Linked DNA regions of Mus musculus: region 1 is linked to region 2. The links are chromatin loops, found by intact Hi-C in ENCODE. Cell type or tissue: left cerebral cortex. All regions are shown on one strand. Each heading gives the region's core, and the rest is flanking DNA. Links, peaks and the distances in the headings are about the cores only.

Region 1 (7,507 bases), core at 1,380-6,379, 360 kb before region 2:
AAGTACATTTACTAAACTCAGGGATAACTGCCTTTGGTGAGAGAAAAAATAAGTTACTGCCTGAGCTAAAAACCACCAGGGACTTGCAAGCCCCTCTGTCTGCCAGAGTCAGTGTTTTGCATATGTACAGTCTCAGGGGATATCTGCTCAGCTTGGTGTATGGAATCAGGACAGAGGCCCAATCAGCATCTATTTAATTAGGGACAGCATGTAACTCAGTAGTAGACCCTTCCTTGTCTACCACTAGTCCTAGACATATCTGGGATGGAGAACTCTCAACTGAAAATGTGCCTCCTTCAGATTGGTCCCATACCAGTGAGACTTTTCTTGATTATTGATGGATTGACATGGGAGGGCCCAGTGCACTGTGGGTAGTCCCACTTCTGAGTGAGCAGGTGGTCCTCGGATATATAAGTAAGGCAGCTAGGGAGGCTAGAGAGATGGCTCAAGGATGGAACAGTGGATGTTCTTCCAAAGGACCCAGATTTGATTCCTAGCATCCACATGACTACTTATGCTCTTCTGTAACTCCAGTTCCAGGGGATCCAGTGCCACCCTCTGGCCTCCCAGGGCACTAGATATATATGTGATACATAGGAACACATGCAGGCAAAGCACCCATATACATAGAAAAAAGTAAACAAATATCTAAACACAAAATAAATAATAAACAGGCACCTGAATGTAAGCCTGGGAAAAATTCAGTAAGCAGGTTCCTCACTTGTTCCTGACTCTGCTCCTGCTGAGGGCCTCCTGACACTTTCCTAAGTGACAGGCTGTGACCTGAAACTCTAAGTCAAATAAACCTTTTCTCCTCAAATTGCTTTCTTTGGCCATGGTGCTTCTAACAGCGACAGAAAGCTAAACTAGTGTACTACCTCACATATCACCCAGCAGAAGGGTGACAGCTTTGTCTTCTCTGGGTCCCCAACTCCCCATGCCATCTCTCACCCAAAGTAGACAGGAGAACGTTTTACTAAATTGAATGGAGCAGATTTACAAGAGTGATTTAAGCTCCGTGCCTAAGCCCCATGCATACACACAAGGTTGCCTGGCTGCTTGCATATACGTTTTTATAAGCATTTTTATTTGTTGCTTTTGAGGTAGCATGGTCAAAATAGCTGGCAGAAACAGTGTATGTAAAGGGTGAAAGAATTCTTTGGGCTCATGGTCTCAAGACATTTCACTATGACAGAGAAGGCTTAGCATGGTGGTTCAGGCCACAGCAATAGGACCCCATCATAGGAGCATGTATGGGAAGCTATTCGCATCACGCAGATCAGGAAGCAGAAAAAGTCAGGAACTAGGGACCTTCCCATGAAAACCTGTCTACCAGCTAGACCCATACCCTTCCAAATTTGCTCCACCAGCTGGGAACCAAATGTTCAAATCAAGAGCCTATGGTGGGCATTGCAGATTCAAACCATACCAATGTTCTTTCTAACCAAGCCACCAGGAACCTAGGCAAAGAGCTCTTCTCCACTAAATTTCTACAGGGACAAGGTCTTTCCCTCACCACCCATGATTCCTCCCAAAGTAGTGTTCTAAAGTTGGTGGAACTTCATGGTTGTGTGTGTGGAGGTGTCTTCCAATTCCCATTGCTCCTGCCCTTTTTCCCACGACATCCCAGCCCCCTACAGAATCAGTGTGACTCGTCCTCACACTCCAGTCTCTCCAGGATAACCTCCCTGCACACATTGCTTTTGGGTTCCAAAGGAGGCCTAAAATGTAGACAAATGTGTAGCTTAGCATCCACCTGCTGATGCAAAGCCACACCTCCAGCCGAGGACAAAGAGCTGGTGATTAATTGCTGAATGAGGAGGAAAGGAAGTTCCATTAACAAATCACCATAGATCTCTTTTGGCACTTTAAACACTCTATCTTGCTGAATCCCTGAAGTCTCGCATCACTCATCAGAACATGGAGATGTGGAGAGGTTAAGCCCGTGTGTAGGTTCACAGAGAGAGGAAGTAGCATGTGGGATCTGAATTGGGGTCTGCCTAACTCTGGGGACCTACAGTCTCAGATCATACAGGTTATACTCTTCAGACTTGGTGACAGACGATCAGCGCTGGTTTCCCTCTGGAAAAGCACACACATCCTGGTCCCCAGAAAGACACTGGGCTTAAACCAGACAGCATCTTTCAGAGAGCGTCCCTGTTTCTTTATGAGAGCATTCGAGGAGAAGGCTGCGCTGATTGACGTGGGTTGTAATAATACTCATTTGGCTGTAATTACTCCTTGAATTCCAGCCAAAACGGGCCACGCTGAGATGCAGCTGTACACAATGTCTGGATTCTCCTACACAGCACAGTCAGGAACAGGATGGTCAGCAATGAAAGCTGGTGGGGGCTGAAAGAAGCTTCCATGTAATGCCCGTCTGTTTCATCTTAATCTGCTCAAGACCCTAGAGGGAGGGAAAAGAAAACTTGAGGTTGAAAATGTAGTTCCTTTATGTCTGCTGCTTATATTAGCGGGAACAAAAATAAGAGAGTGGGGCTTTGCTCCTTTGAAAGAAACCACAGGCTCATGAAGGAAAACCAGCAATGGGATGTGATTGGGCTGTGCCGTGGGAGCTGAGGAATGTCCCCAAATCAGCCTCACAAGGGTGTTGACATAAACTACTCACTAGGTGGACCAGCTTGGGAGTAGTAGGGCAGATCTTAGCCTTGAGAGAAGCATCGGGAGGGCTGAGAGGCAGAGCCAGTGTCAAGTCTATCTACTGTTCTGGCACAGGCTAGCAAGTGACCTCGGGCAAGTTAGTAGGCCTGTACCATTCCAGTTTCTCCTACGGCACATGGAAAGGTGAAGCACTCATCCCAGGTCTTCCTAGGAGAGGAAGTAGAGGGATGTTTGGATTCTAACCAAGTTGAAAGAGCAGTTTTCATTTGACTGAGTTTATTTTAAAGCTACATTGTCCTCTCACCTATGAGAGCCACTGCCCTCCACTTCCATTCCATGCTGAGGATGACAGGCAACTGGGGAGCCTACCTGAAGTGCCTTCACACTTTCTTACATGTCTCAACCTACAGGGGGAAGCAGGCAAAGCTGAAAGCTGTGAATACCAAGAGTCTTTAACTACAGGCCCTTTCCCATGAAACAGAACAGCAAATATGGAGGCAAGCCTCCTGACTGAGTTCAACCCTCTTCCAATCATCACACCAACCTGTGCCTGGAAATTAAACCAAATCAAACAACCAGTGGAGCATCCAGGTACCAGGATGAGTGGGAAGAGCACTGGGGTAGAACAGAGAGCAGCTATCGGTTTCTCAAGGAAAGTGAAAGGCATCACGGGTATCCTGTGGACCCACTAACCTCTATGTTGGCTGCACTGATCACCTGGAGGTCAGGAAATATGGATTCTGTTATGTCTTCTAGTTTCTGAGCAAGCTGATTGTTTCTATGAGCTCTGTGTCACCATACTAAAAATCGAAGGACTCTATAGGCTGGGAGATTCCTAAGGGTGTGACTTTGGGCTACTGGCATTCACTCTGCCCATAGCATACAGAAGACTAGAAGTTGCAGGGTACAGATACTCCCAGGAACTGATGAGTGGTAGGGTAGGATTGCTTCAGTTTCCTCTCTCACCCCTTAGGCAGCAATTAGAGCCAGGTGCTTCCCTATTCCCAGAGATTCCCTATAGAACACACCTCTGCCCATCCATTGTGGTACCTACCTGATAACCCACCAGTGCTCAGACCCCTCACAAAACACACTTTCCCTTCATCCTACATGGGTTGAGAGAGTTGAACTAAGTCCAGCACAGCCCAGGTTCCTGCCATCTTCTTGCTCTGCCATCTCATCCGTGTCCCTAGCACTGCCTTCCACTTTGTTTCGTCAATGGGTGTCCCAGGCAGAGCTATGCCCTGGGTTACAAGAAACTCTAAGAGAAGCAATTTCCTGAAAGTGCATGAGATAGCAGGGGTACCCTTCTCATTTCTTCAGCTGTCTTTGGTGGGAATTTTGTTACACGGAAGGCTGGAGTCATGCCCAGGTTCAAGTATGTTAATAAGACAGAGGATAAGTGGTTACAGAAAGCTTACCTTCTCTGCTTTGACATTTATTGATATCTACCTATTTTCTGTGTTGCAGTACACACTTAAATCAAAGTACTATTTTCTGAATTCTCAAAGAACGATAAGAACAAGTCTGTCTTTCACAAAAGAGACTGTGTCTCTGAGGCGTCCCTGAACTCACTCACAAGCCATAAGAGGCAGAGGGAAGATCCAATGCCAAGTCCTAGTGACAGATACCTGTACTGTGATTGTTTTGCCTTCCTTTATATGATTGTGTTCTACATGGTTTGACACCCTAACTTTGGATAGGAGACAACTAGAGTCCAGAGAAAGGCAGACAACTCAGACAGAGAAATATAAACCAAGTTGGGCGAGAGCCCAGGAACCCCAGCCATCTGCCTCCTGCTTCATTCCAGGGTTCCTGCTCTAGACTGACCGTTTGCCAATAGCCCATGTCCAGCTCAGGCCCATCCCTGCTGTGCTGTGGCTGTGCTATATCTGCTCAGTGAGTGCAACAGCACCTGACCTTTCTAAATAAAAGCCCTACCCACCAAAAAGACATCAGTACCCACTGTCTTTGTTGCCTGGACAACAAAAAGACATTGGTTCCCACTGTCCTTGTTGCCTGGGCAGTCCCCTCTGGGCTCAGCTCAGGAACTTTGAACTGAATTGAATTGTACTCTCCCAGGTTAGGAGTGTTTATTCTCTTGGGCCCGACTGTTGTCACATAAGAACTAAACAGTGCAGCAGGACTGAGCCACTAGAGTCCCCAGATCCTCCCCTTGCTGTCGTCAGTGTCAGTTGCTTAGCAACTGCCTTTGGCAGATGGTGGTAGAGAGAGCATGCCAATCTCTCACAGGGCTAAAAATACATTCCAACAACGACTACAACGACGACAACAGGTCTATTTTAAAAGATACAAGGCGCTCCCAACGTCCTCCCTTGTCTGCGAGGAACCGCAGTATACCAGTCCCTCCAGGCTTCTGGTTCCATCTGACAGTGTGGAAGGGGGCGTTCAAGGAAAACAACAACGACAACAAAAAGCAAAATGAAATAAACAAAACTGAAAGGCCAAGCACAAAAGGGGTGCTCAGAACACTGTCATGGGATAGGAGAGATGGGAGGAAGAAAGGAGAGAAGAAATAGCAGAGTGGGAAGAAATATCTAGGAGCCAGCAGCGAGCCTCATTCAGCTCTATTTTTAACCTATTCAAGAGGGTGGGGTTAAGGAAGCAAGATCATAAACCAGAGAAACTTAGCTACGGGGGAGACACAGTTTCACAGCAGAGGAAGCAGAGGTGCTAAGCATGAAGATGAGGAACTGGCTCATAGCCCATGCTCATGGGGTGCAGTCTCTGGAGACAGGAGACCTCCAGCTCCTAACCAGCCTAACTGTTTAACCACCATCAGTGCAGAAGCCAGTCCTTCTGAGCATGTGCATAGCATTTACTTATTAACTGTTCGTCTATACATTTATGCATGGAGCCCTCTTTTATACACTCACTCGCACACTCATATCTGTAGTCACCCATTGATATACTAATTATACACACACACACACACATACACACACACACACACACACATACACATATACTAGTTACTCGCTTACACACTCATGTCCGTGGCCATTCATTTGTACACGTTCATGGTATGTGTATAATGCCTGTGGCCATTCATACATTACATACATGCATGTGATTCTTTATACACTCATATATACATTCATGCTCATAACCATTCTATTCATACATTTGCTTGTATAAGCACTCACGCGTGTGACCACTTATTCATGCAGCAATTATTTATTAAGTCCCTGCTGCCCTATTGTCCCTACCCTGGAGACACGGTAAGGGACAACTACACATGATCCTCCTGTTTCTTGTGGCCTCCCAGGTAAGATAGGCACTGGGCAGTTAAGCACTGGGGTACCTCTTGCTACCTCCTTTAGTGGCATGCCCATATCTGAGTCTACAGTCTCTCCAGCCACAGGCCATTGCTTAATTGAGACTGAAGATAAAAATAGGAGCTTTGGCTACATTTGACCTTCCAGTGTGAGTAAAAATATTAAAATATATTCCAGTACCATATCACCTGAAGTCCAAATTTAAACATGCCTCTTACATTTTCTTTCCTAGTTCTGCTCTATAAAATGAAAAGAACCCTGATCTCCTTGCAGGGTTGTTCTATGGATTAAAGGACAACATCAAGATTTCTGCCCAGGCACAGAGGTCCCAGTCGCTGGCCTCTCGAAGGAGAACTTGCATGGGGATTTTGCTCAGGCCAACTGTTAACCACCTCAGTGGTGGAAAGGGGAGAAATGCATGCAATCTGAGCCCCTTCCCTACAGATCTGGCTAGGGGTGATGGCTGGAGAGAACACAGCTTTATCCTAAGGCTAAGCCAAAAGATGAGAGACACCACATGGTGCTGGTGACAAGTGAATTGGCAAAGAAATGGAAGAACCCTGAGACAAGATGACTGTGCTTGGGGGTAGGGCAGGGTCGGCATCTCTCTGTGGGCTGCTTGTTAAGGGTAAGGATGCCAAGCCTGTAGCAGAGACTTCCCGAATCGGAATGTCTACTGAAGGATGTGCCCTTTAAGCAAAATCGCTGGTACAATTATGATGTATGAGAGCCACTGGCTTGGGGACTGGGGAGGAACTGTTCTCCCTGGGGAATCAAGATCACAAAAGGCCGCTGTGGAATGTGAGGTCCTGGCCTGGATCCTAGAGCCGGAGGAAAAAAAAGATCTTAGTGAGAAACTGGGTGAAATCCAAAACACATCAGTAGCTTAGTTAATGGGATTGTGCCCATGTTAATTTCTTTGCTTTGATCGCTGTTCCGTAGTTACATAAGACGTGAGCATCAGCAAAAGCTCAGGGAAGGTTATGGGGACTTGCTGTGCTAGGATTGCTACTCTTGTGTAAATCTCAAATTATTTCCAAATTAAAAGTCTGGAGGGAACAAGAAAAAAAAAAGCCTGCTTCAGCTGAAAGCCCATCGTGGGCCTTCCCCCAATCCCCTGACCCACCACAAACACTGTGTGAAAGCTACTCCAAGCCAGCTTTAGCTAAGCAAGCACAGGTAGCCGAGAGCCCCCATCTCAAAATGCAAACAAAGCACCTGAGGGTGTTGTTTCTCTCCCCTGCTGCTCCCACTGGGGCCTAAATGTCAAGCCCAATGAATTACATTTTAATCTGTCTGTGTTATCAACCTGGCCAAGGGCTTAATTGGATGCCAGGCACACCCGCTGGAAGGGTTTGCATAATTCATCAGTATGGAGGCTGAGGAGGCCTTTCATCATAAGCCAGGGAGGGAGGAAGAGAGAAGAGGGAGAGGGGAAGAAAAGAGCAGGCCATCAGGAGAGGACAGAGAGGAGAAGGGGAGAGGGGAGGGGTGGACAGGAGTTGGTAAGGGAAAGGCCTCAGAGGAGAGAGAGGAGAGAAGCTGAGGAAGAGAGAAGACAGAGAGGAGGCAAGTCAGGGAGGGAG
Region 2 (7,507 bases), core at 1,696-6,695:
AGATGCCAGCGTTATAGCAAATACCTGAATAGACCCTGCCTAGAGGGATTGGGATAGGCAGACTCCCATCCATCTCCCCCCCCCCACCTATCCCCCCCCCCCCAAGACATGGCCCCACCACTTCCACCAGGCCTGGGAAAACAAGACAGACAGGCCACAGTGAGAAGCAGTGCTGTACGTGACCTGTGGTGTTGTCTCGGGAGCCAAGGGTTGGGCTTCAGAGCCCTGTCAAGAGACATTAGTGAGTCTTGTATCCTACTGCATAGAGGAGATGGGAGTGGGGTGGGGGTGGGAAAATGCCATGGAGTGAGAGGACAGAACCTGAAGGACCTTGGAGAGTAGAGCCGGGGCCCTGGCCGCACTTCGTGGCCTGATGATTGGCCCTTCAGTTACATGGGTGAATGGCAGCTTGAGCCAAGGCCCTTCTCCCCAAAGTGAGAAGGGCGCACGCACCACTGCAGCTCTGGCGCTCCTGGAGCGCCAAGCTTCTCTTGTGAAGCAAAGAGCCCATAACCCTTACCCTCCGGGCCTGAACCCAGGCCCTTCTTCAGCCAGTGTCGTGGCAGGGAGAAGCCGGATGAGAAGGACCAAGTGGGAAAGGAAGCGATCACTCTTACTCTGGACCCCAGAAAAAGTTTTCAGGCCAGTGGCACCCACTATGAAACAGCTCTATCCAGCTGCCCCTGGGCTGGCCTAGACACTGCAGGGTGCTGCCTGTCCCTCCTTCCTCCTTGCCACTCAAGAGCCCAGGGAATGGGCATCGAACCCTGGCACCTCCATGGCCTCCCCCTCCTACCTCACCCAGGGCAATGGGCTGCGACCTCGGCCTGACCCAGCTGGTACTCGGCCACAGCTGCCTCTCTCCCTCACCTGTGTTGTAGCTGATAGGACTATTTGTCATCCTTGTTTTTTACACCTGTCACCACCCCACCTGCCTCATGTAAACACTGCTGGAGTCAACACACTAACCCTGGGTCTCCAGGGTAGGCACCGCCCAGGCCTTCCAGGAACTCTGATCTCTTAGGGCAGGGCTGAGGAGAGCAGTGGTGACAGCAAGAGAGCCTCCCAGGTGCCAGCTTTTCCTGCAAAAGACCTGTCCAGAGGGAACTGGATGAGGCAGGCTCCCATCCACCTCTCCCCTGGGTCATGGCCACACCTCCTTTACCAGGCCTAGAAAGACAAGACAGACCACAGTGGGAAGTGGTGCTGTATGTGGCCTGTGGTGTTGCTCTGGAGCCAAGGGTAGGGCTCCCTACTGGCCAAGTGACATTCAAATCTTGGAACCCAACCTACATCAGTTTCTCTGATAATAAAGTAGAGGAAGTGGCATCATTTGGTGCCTTTTAAAGAAATGAAGTCCACAGGCTGGGGAGACAGCTCCATCCACACAATCTTGAGAACCTGAGAACCGCTCAACCAGTAAGCTTCTGGCTTGCTGAGAGACTCTGTCTCAAAAGAATAAAGTAGAAATGGTTAAGGAAAACTCGCAGTATCGACATCTGGCAACCACATGCACCTGCCTGAGACTCCCCAAGTGCTGGCTGTAGCTTACAGCCTTGCTCTCAACCCGTGAGACTGTCCGCCACACCTCGGCAGATGGAGCCTCAGCAGCTATACTTCCCACAGCTGACTGGAGGTCCTGTAAGATCTACTCAGAGCCCCTTGAGGCACATGCCACCAGTCTGTGAGATGGGATTGGGCCAGAGGAACAGAGTCACAAGGGTGTAATAGCAGGGTCTACATTAGAGAGCACACCTCTCTTCTTCAGCCTCTCATGTTGAGTCTCAGGCAGACGCTCATGCACCCATAACACCCGAGGCCCAGAGACCCTGACACGGAGTGAATGAAGGGCCTCAGGCTGGGAGCCTGCACCAGACCATGGGGCCCTGCTTAAATTAAAAATAAAATAGCATTCTGCTGTCACTGTGGTTATTTTTATGGGCGCCTTTGATTTAGACTGCTTTATACAGATTCTCCATTTTCCATAGGAATATGACATTTATAAAGTACAAAGATGTGTATAAGAAAACTAGTATTAGTCACCGGCTGACGCAGGACTTGGGCAGAAGTTATGAAGGTGTTGGGGAAAGAATAGCCTGGTCTACTAGTTTTCAGACGTACCTCATCTGTGCTTGTGTGCATTAGATTTAATGTGTAATTGCATTAGAGGTTAGAACTAGGAAGTTGGAGAGATAGCTCAGCAGTTAAGAGCACTGACTGCTCTTTCAGAAGACCCAAGTTCAATTCCCAGCTCTCACAATCATCTGTAACTCCAGTTCAAGGAGAAACCCTGTCTCTGTCTTGAAAAACAATAACAAAAACAAAACAACAACAACAAAAAAAACAAAACAAAAAAAAAAAACCAGGGTGGGGAAAGCTCTCCCATTAAGGTACACCTTCACCCTACTCCTTCACTCTGGTATGGGGTCTTACTGAGTTGTCCAGGTTGGCTCAGAGGTCTGGGTCCTCCTACCCCAACCCTCTTTTTTCTTTTTCTTTTTACATTTATTTATTTGTTTGTTTGTTTATGTATTTATTCATTATTTATTTGGGGATTTTTTTGGAGGGGTTGTTTTTGTTTTTGTTTTTTGAGACAGGGTTTCTCTGTGTAGCTCTGGCTGTCCTGGAGCTCACTCTGTAGACCAGGCTGGCCTCAAACTCAGAAATTCACCTGCCTCTGCCTCCCAAGCACTGGGATTAAAGGCGTGCGCCACCATGCCTGGCTTCATTATTTATTTGTTGAAAGTGTGTCTGTGTGTGTCTGTGTGTGTTACATGTGGAGTCAGAGGACAACATTTGGAAGGTGATTTCTACTTGTACCAAGTGGGTCCCAAGGATCAAACTCAAGTCGTCAAGCTTGGCAGCAAGAGCTTTGCCCACTGAGCCATCTCACTGGTCCAGCGTGGAAGTGTCTGACCACTCTGATGAATGGTACAGAAACTGGGTCTGTGAGGGGTGCCCGTGAATGATCTGGAGAGAGGCACCAGTCTGCCAAACTATTAGCCTCACATCCTGCCTCTGCCTGCCCCATCGCGTGTGTGGAGTCCCAGAATCCATCTTTTCTCTTCCCTAATTGGGTTGCTAATATCTGCTGGCGAGGCAACCCTAATTAAACCATTCATCTTTGTTGCTCTGTATTCTGAGGCTATGAGGTTGGCCATTATCACTTTTCTCTCTTTGACCAAGCTCTCTGAGGATAATCTGAATCTGCTCTTGTTCATTTCTTAGAAATTCTGTCCATCCGATTTGAGTTCCTTTGTCCTTTCTTAAAACACTGGGCTCAGAAGAGAGGACACAGGGTGGGGGTGGAGGGCAGCATGAGTTGGAAATTTTGTCTTGTTCAGCAAAGCTGATTTGTGAGTGAATGGAGCCTGCTTGATGCCTCCACAGCTCAGAGAGGGTCTGCACCCACCCAGGAGAGAAGAGCATCAGGAGATGAACTGGAGCCCCAGAGGGTAAATGGCTGGAGCTGTGAGCGAATACCATTAGTTACTGTGCTTGGAACCCGTAGAAGCTGGGTGACACACACCACTGCCCATGAAGGTTGCACCGTCTACACTGCTGCTAACAAAGTGACCAGGGCCTCCATCCTGCATTTGATGATCCCATCCTGCCCCCTGTCCCCTGCCCCTGCCCCCCCCCCACCGCCCCTGCACCTGTTCTTGCCTCCACCAAGTCCCTTGTACATGATTCACACAGGCGCTAGTGGGGCTCCAGATTTGCAGCTCACTGAGAAACTCTGCAGGAAGCATTTCCCCTTGCCATAGCTGCTCCACCACAGAACCCCACACTGCCTCATGAGGGAGACCAGCACCCTGTGTGAGCCCAGGCCCACCCATGTGCCAGGGGAACATCCACAGGCTGCTTAGCTTCCAGGTCCCATCCTTGATCCCAGGTCCCATTGATATCTAGAAGAGGGTTGTGTGGAGGACAGGGGTATGGAAGACCAGCAGGCTTGTAGGGCAGGGGCACTGTCTTAACTGGAGAGAGAAGGCTGGGCTGTAAATTGCCAAATTCACCATTTTGCTGCATCGTCTTGGAGGGAATCATGAAGTTTCTCTCCCCCACAGTAAATGGTGGACACACACAGCCCTGCAACCCCAGAGAGCCTGTGAGCTGACAGCGTGCTGCAGGCATAGGTATAGCTCAGAGCCTTAAGCTCAAAGTACATCTTAAGTAGTCCCAGTCACCAAGTACCGGGTCTGTCTCAGTTACTGCTATTGCCAAAGACGTGCCATCATGTCTACAATGGATGGTGGTGGGTGCCACTTCTACTGAAGGCCACAAATAGAGCAGGGATCAGAAAAGCAGACTCTGCTGGGGATGGGAGGGAGCAGGCCACTGCTTCCCCTTGACGGGCTGAGTTCTAAGGCTCAGGTGTAGAGCAGAAGACTTTGGGAGTGAAGGAAATGTCGTTGCTTTCTCCTGTACAGGCCTCAGCCAGGTGTGGCTGGCAGTTTTCAGAATGCCACCCTAATGCTCTCTGCCTGCTGGAACCGCAGTGTCTTGGTAGGGTCTCAGCATCTGGGGTCTCTGCCCTTTGCCCCATAGCTGCAAGCCAGCAGTCCAATAAATAACCCTGGCACACTGGGCGGGGCCCTACCCTGCCCAGTCTGTGGCACCGGGTTCCTCTTGTTGGTCTGTGCTCTCCTGCCCTCTGGTGGTGATGGAGACAACTGCAGCCCATGGGGCAAGGTGGGGCCAATGGCCTTGGCTGCAGCTGGAGAGCTGGGGGGGTAGGAGGGGACACACGCCCATGTTCGCACTTCCATTTCACTTGGCCTCAAAGATTAGAGATGGAGGAAAACTCTGAACGATCCAAAGCAGCTACTCAGATGGAAGGGGTTATTATTATAATTACTATGATTATTGTTATCAAGATTATCATGCCTGCCTGGAAAGTCTTGTACAAAGCAGGCTTATTTATGTCAGCTTGTTGTTTGTGTCTGAGGCGCTTCATCTCTGCTCATAATAACTAGCATTTGCAGGGCTCTTTCATGCTGCAGAGCTTTGTCACATCTTCAGCCCAGCTCATCTGCACAAATAGCCTTGTCACTGGGTGCCAGGAGGAGAGCAGAGGCTCTAGCCGGGCATGTGGTCTGTCCAAGGCCACTGGCAAAAAGGCTCAGGGCCAGTACTTGAACCTGGGTCACCAACTGTCTTAGTCAGGGTTTCTATTCCTGCACAAACACCATGATCAAGAAGCAGTTGGGGAGGAAAGGGTTTATTTGGCTTACACTTCCATGTTGCTGTTCATCACCAAAGGAAGTCAGGACTGGAACTCAAGCAGGTCAGAAAGCAGGAGCTGATGCAGAGGCCATGGAGGGATGTTCTTTACTGGCTTGCCTCCTCTGGCTTGCTCAGCCTGCTCTCTTATAAAACCAAGACTACCAGCCCAGAGATGGTCCCACCCACAAGGGGCCTTTCCCCCTTGATCACTAATTGAGAAAATGCCTTACAGTTGGATCTCATGGAGGCATTTCTTCAACTGAAGCTCCTTTCTCTGTGATAACTCCAGCTGTGTCAAGTTGACACAAAACTAGCCAGTACACCAACTGAAGATGCCTATTCCTTTCCGCTGTTACCTTTTGTACCTCTGCTCTTGAGAGGTGCGGTTTGCCTACCTGCCTTCAAGCAATGAATGTGTCTGGCACCTTGTAAGCTCCTGGAGCAGATGGTGTTGGGGTGGAAGATATGAGGCCAGAGTTGACTTCGCTTGACCATTACCAATGCTCACCCTGGGATGCAGACAAGTATCAGTACATCTCTGAGACTTTGGAGCAGAAGTCGGCATAGAGGCTGCCTGTGGCCCAGCAAGTGGGAGCCAATATGCACAGTGGACAGGTCCTCACTGGGCCCTAGGAACTTACAACTCTCTCCCTTAGTGGATTCTAGCTCTAGACACCAGCTGGAGACAACTCTGGTACAACAACCAACATGCTGTCGCACAGGCTGACCTGACACAAGGTCTGAGTGCTGCTTGCAACACGTGCTCAGGATCTACCCTGCAGCCCTTGGTCTTAGCCCATCCTTCATAGAAGGGCATCTACTTTGTGCCTCCAGTTCGAGGGCGTCACTACCCTGATACCACCCTGGGCATTCTCTGCACCCCAGCAAGGGCCTAAGGCAGCCTGCTTCTGGGGAACGTGGCCAAGCTGCATCCCCCCATCTCCTGCTCACCACCTGCTGTCATGCACAGGTCTCTACAAGGAGTCGTCTAGAGCCCTCAGGTCCTCCAAAGTGATTCTCATCCACACTGCATTCCTTCCGTCCATTTGTATTTCTACATTAGGAGTAAGAGCCATTTAAGCAGAAAGGATATACTATTTAAAACAGTAAGAATGGCCATGCTGTTTCTTTGTTATTGGTGTGATTAAAAAAAAAAAAAAAAAAAAAAAAAAAAAAAAAAAAAAAAAAAGGTATCTTGCTGATAACTTCTAGAAGCCACAGCTTCTCCCAACCCCTGACCCTAAATATATAAGAGCAGTGCTTGACTATTGATATTCAGCCCTGAAGTTCCAGCTGTTCCTGAGGAGGGTCCTGACTGACCTCCCTGGCCCCTGTCACTGTGGCCGTCCTGCTCACTCTGCATGCCCATAGCAGCTCAAGAGGTGGGAAAACGCATGCCCATCCGCCGGGGAGATGCTAGCCCAGCTGTCCTACGCTGTGTGTCCTGTCGTTTCACACGGCGACCCTGTGGAGAAAACAAGGATGTTGCCATCCCCTCCCCATTCATAGCAAGGACACTGTACCACTGCTTACACTGGGAGCCTAGGTTGAGACCAAGTCTGGGCCCACCCATCCCGGCCTTTCCACAGAGCAAGAATGGTTATAGTCAGCCAGGCATGGGGGCGAACGCCTTTAATCCCAGCACTTCGGGAGGCAGAGGCAGGCGGATTTCTGAGTTCGAGGCCAGCCTGGTCTACAAAGTGAGTTCCAGGACAGCCAGAGCTATACAGAGAAACCCTGTCTCGAAAAACCAAAAAAATAAAAAAATTTTTAAAAAAGAAGAATGGTTATAGTCTCTCTCCAGTGGGAGAAAACAACACTTCCCTTCTGTTTCTGCTCCACAGCCAGCCTCAGGACAGTAGGATGGTGGTACAGACAGTAAGGGGCTCCTCCCCTCAAGCCCAGGCAGCCACAGGTCTACAAACTTCTTCCAGGACTACCAGCTGAGTTCTGCTGTACTCTCCAGTCCAGCACATAGCCAGCCCCTAACACTGGCGTGCCATCCCAGCACTCGGGGAGAATAAGGAGCCATTCAGGCAAGAAACTTTACAGAATGGAGATACCAAGTCCAGAGTGCTGTCCACAGTTAGAGAAGAGGGCACTCAGATGCCAGAAGAGTGCTGTGGGCTACAGCCATGGGAAAGGGATCTTCACAGAAGCCGTAATTTGAGCCTAGTTGGTTAGGAGTTACAACAGCCACGACTATTAAAATACCAGTTCAAACATAAAGTTACCATCCAAACAGCGTGTCCCTTTAAATTTAACAAACGAGGGGAGC

The links. Peaks named below come from ENCODE experiments on the same cell type or tissue, not always from the same donor. Only the 100,000 strongest peaks of a DNase experiment are listed, where the experiment ranks them.
Region 1: a loop joins it to region 2, with 3 times the contacts of the local background. A loop is called at or near these places in 3 of 42 quality-filtered maps.

Annotation. Positions count from the first base shown.
Region 1 is chr8:93,565,054-93,572,560 of GRCm38, forward strand. Gm26843 (a long non-coding RNA gene) reads right to left here. Exons shown (of 10, transcript XR_003947433.1): 10 at 932-2,407. Among named protein-coding and RNA genes, the nearest start is that of Ces5a, 33 kb to the left of the region's middle. In left cerebral cortex, for the core only: no CTCF peak of the experiment used is centred there; DNase peaks (open chromatin) are centred at 2,248, 2,656, 4,430, 4,864 and 2 more places; H3K27ac peaks cover 2,615 bases.
Region 2 is chr8:93,928,453-93,935,959 of GRCm38, forward strand. The region is part of intron 3 of Gnao1 (guanine nucleotide binding protein, alpha O); the gene reads left to right. Among named protein-coding and RNA genes, the nearest start is that of Amfr, 80 kb to the right of the region's middle. In left cerebral cortex, for the core only: a CTCF peak has its summit at 4,659 (motif pointing left); DNase peaks (open chromatin) are centred at 1,802, 1,993, 3,073, 3,716 and 2 more places; H3K27ac peaks cover 3,671 bases.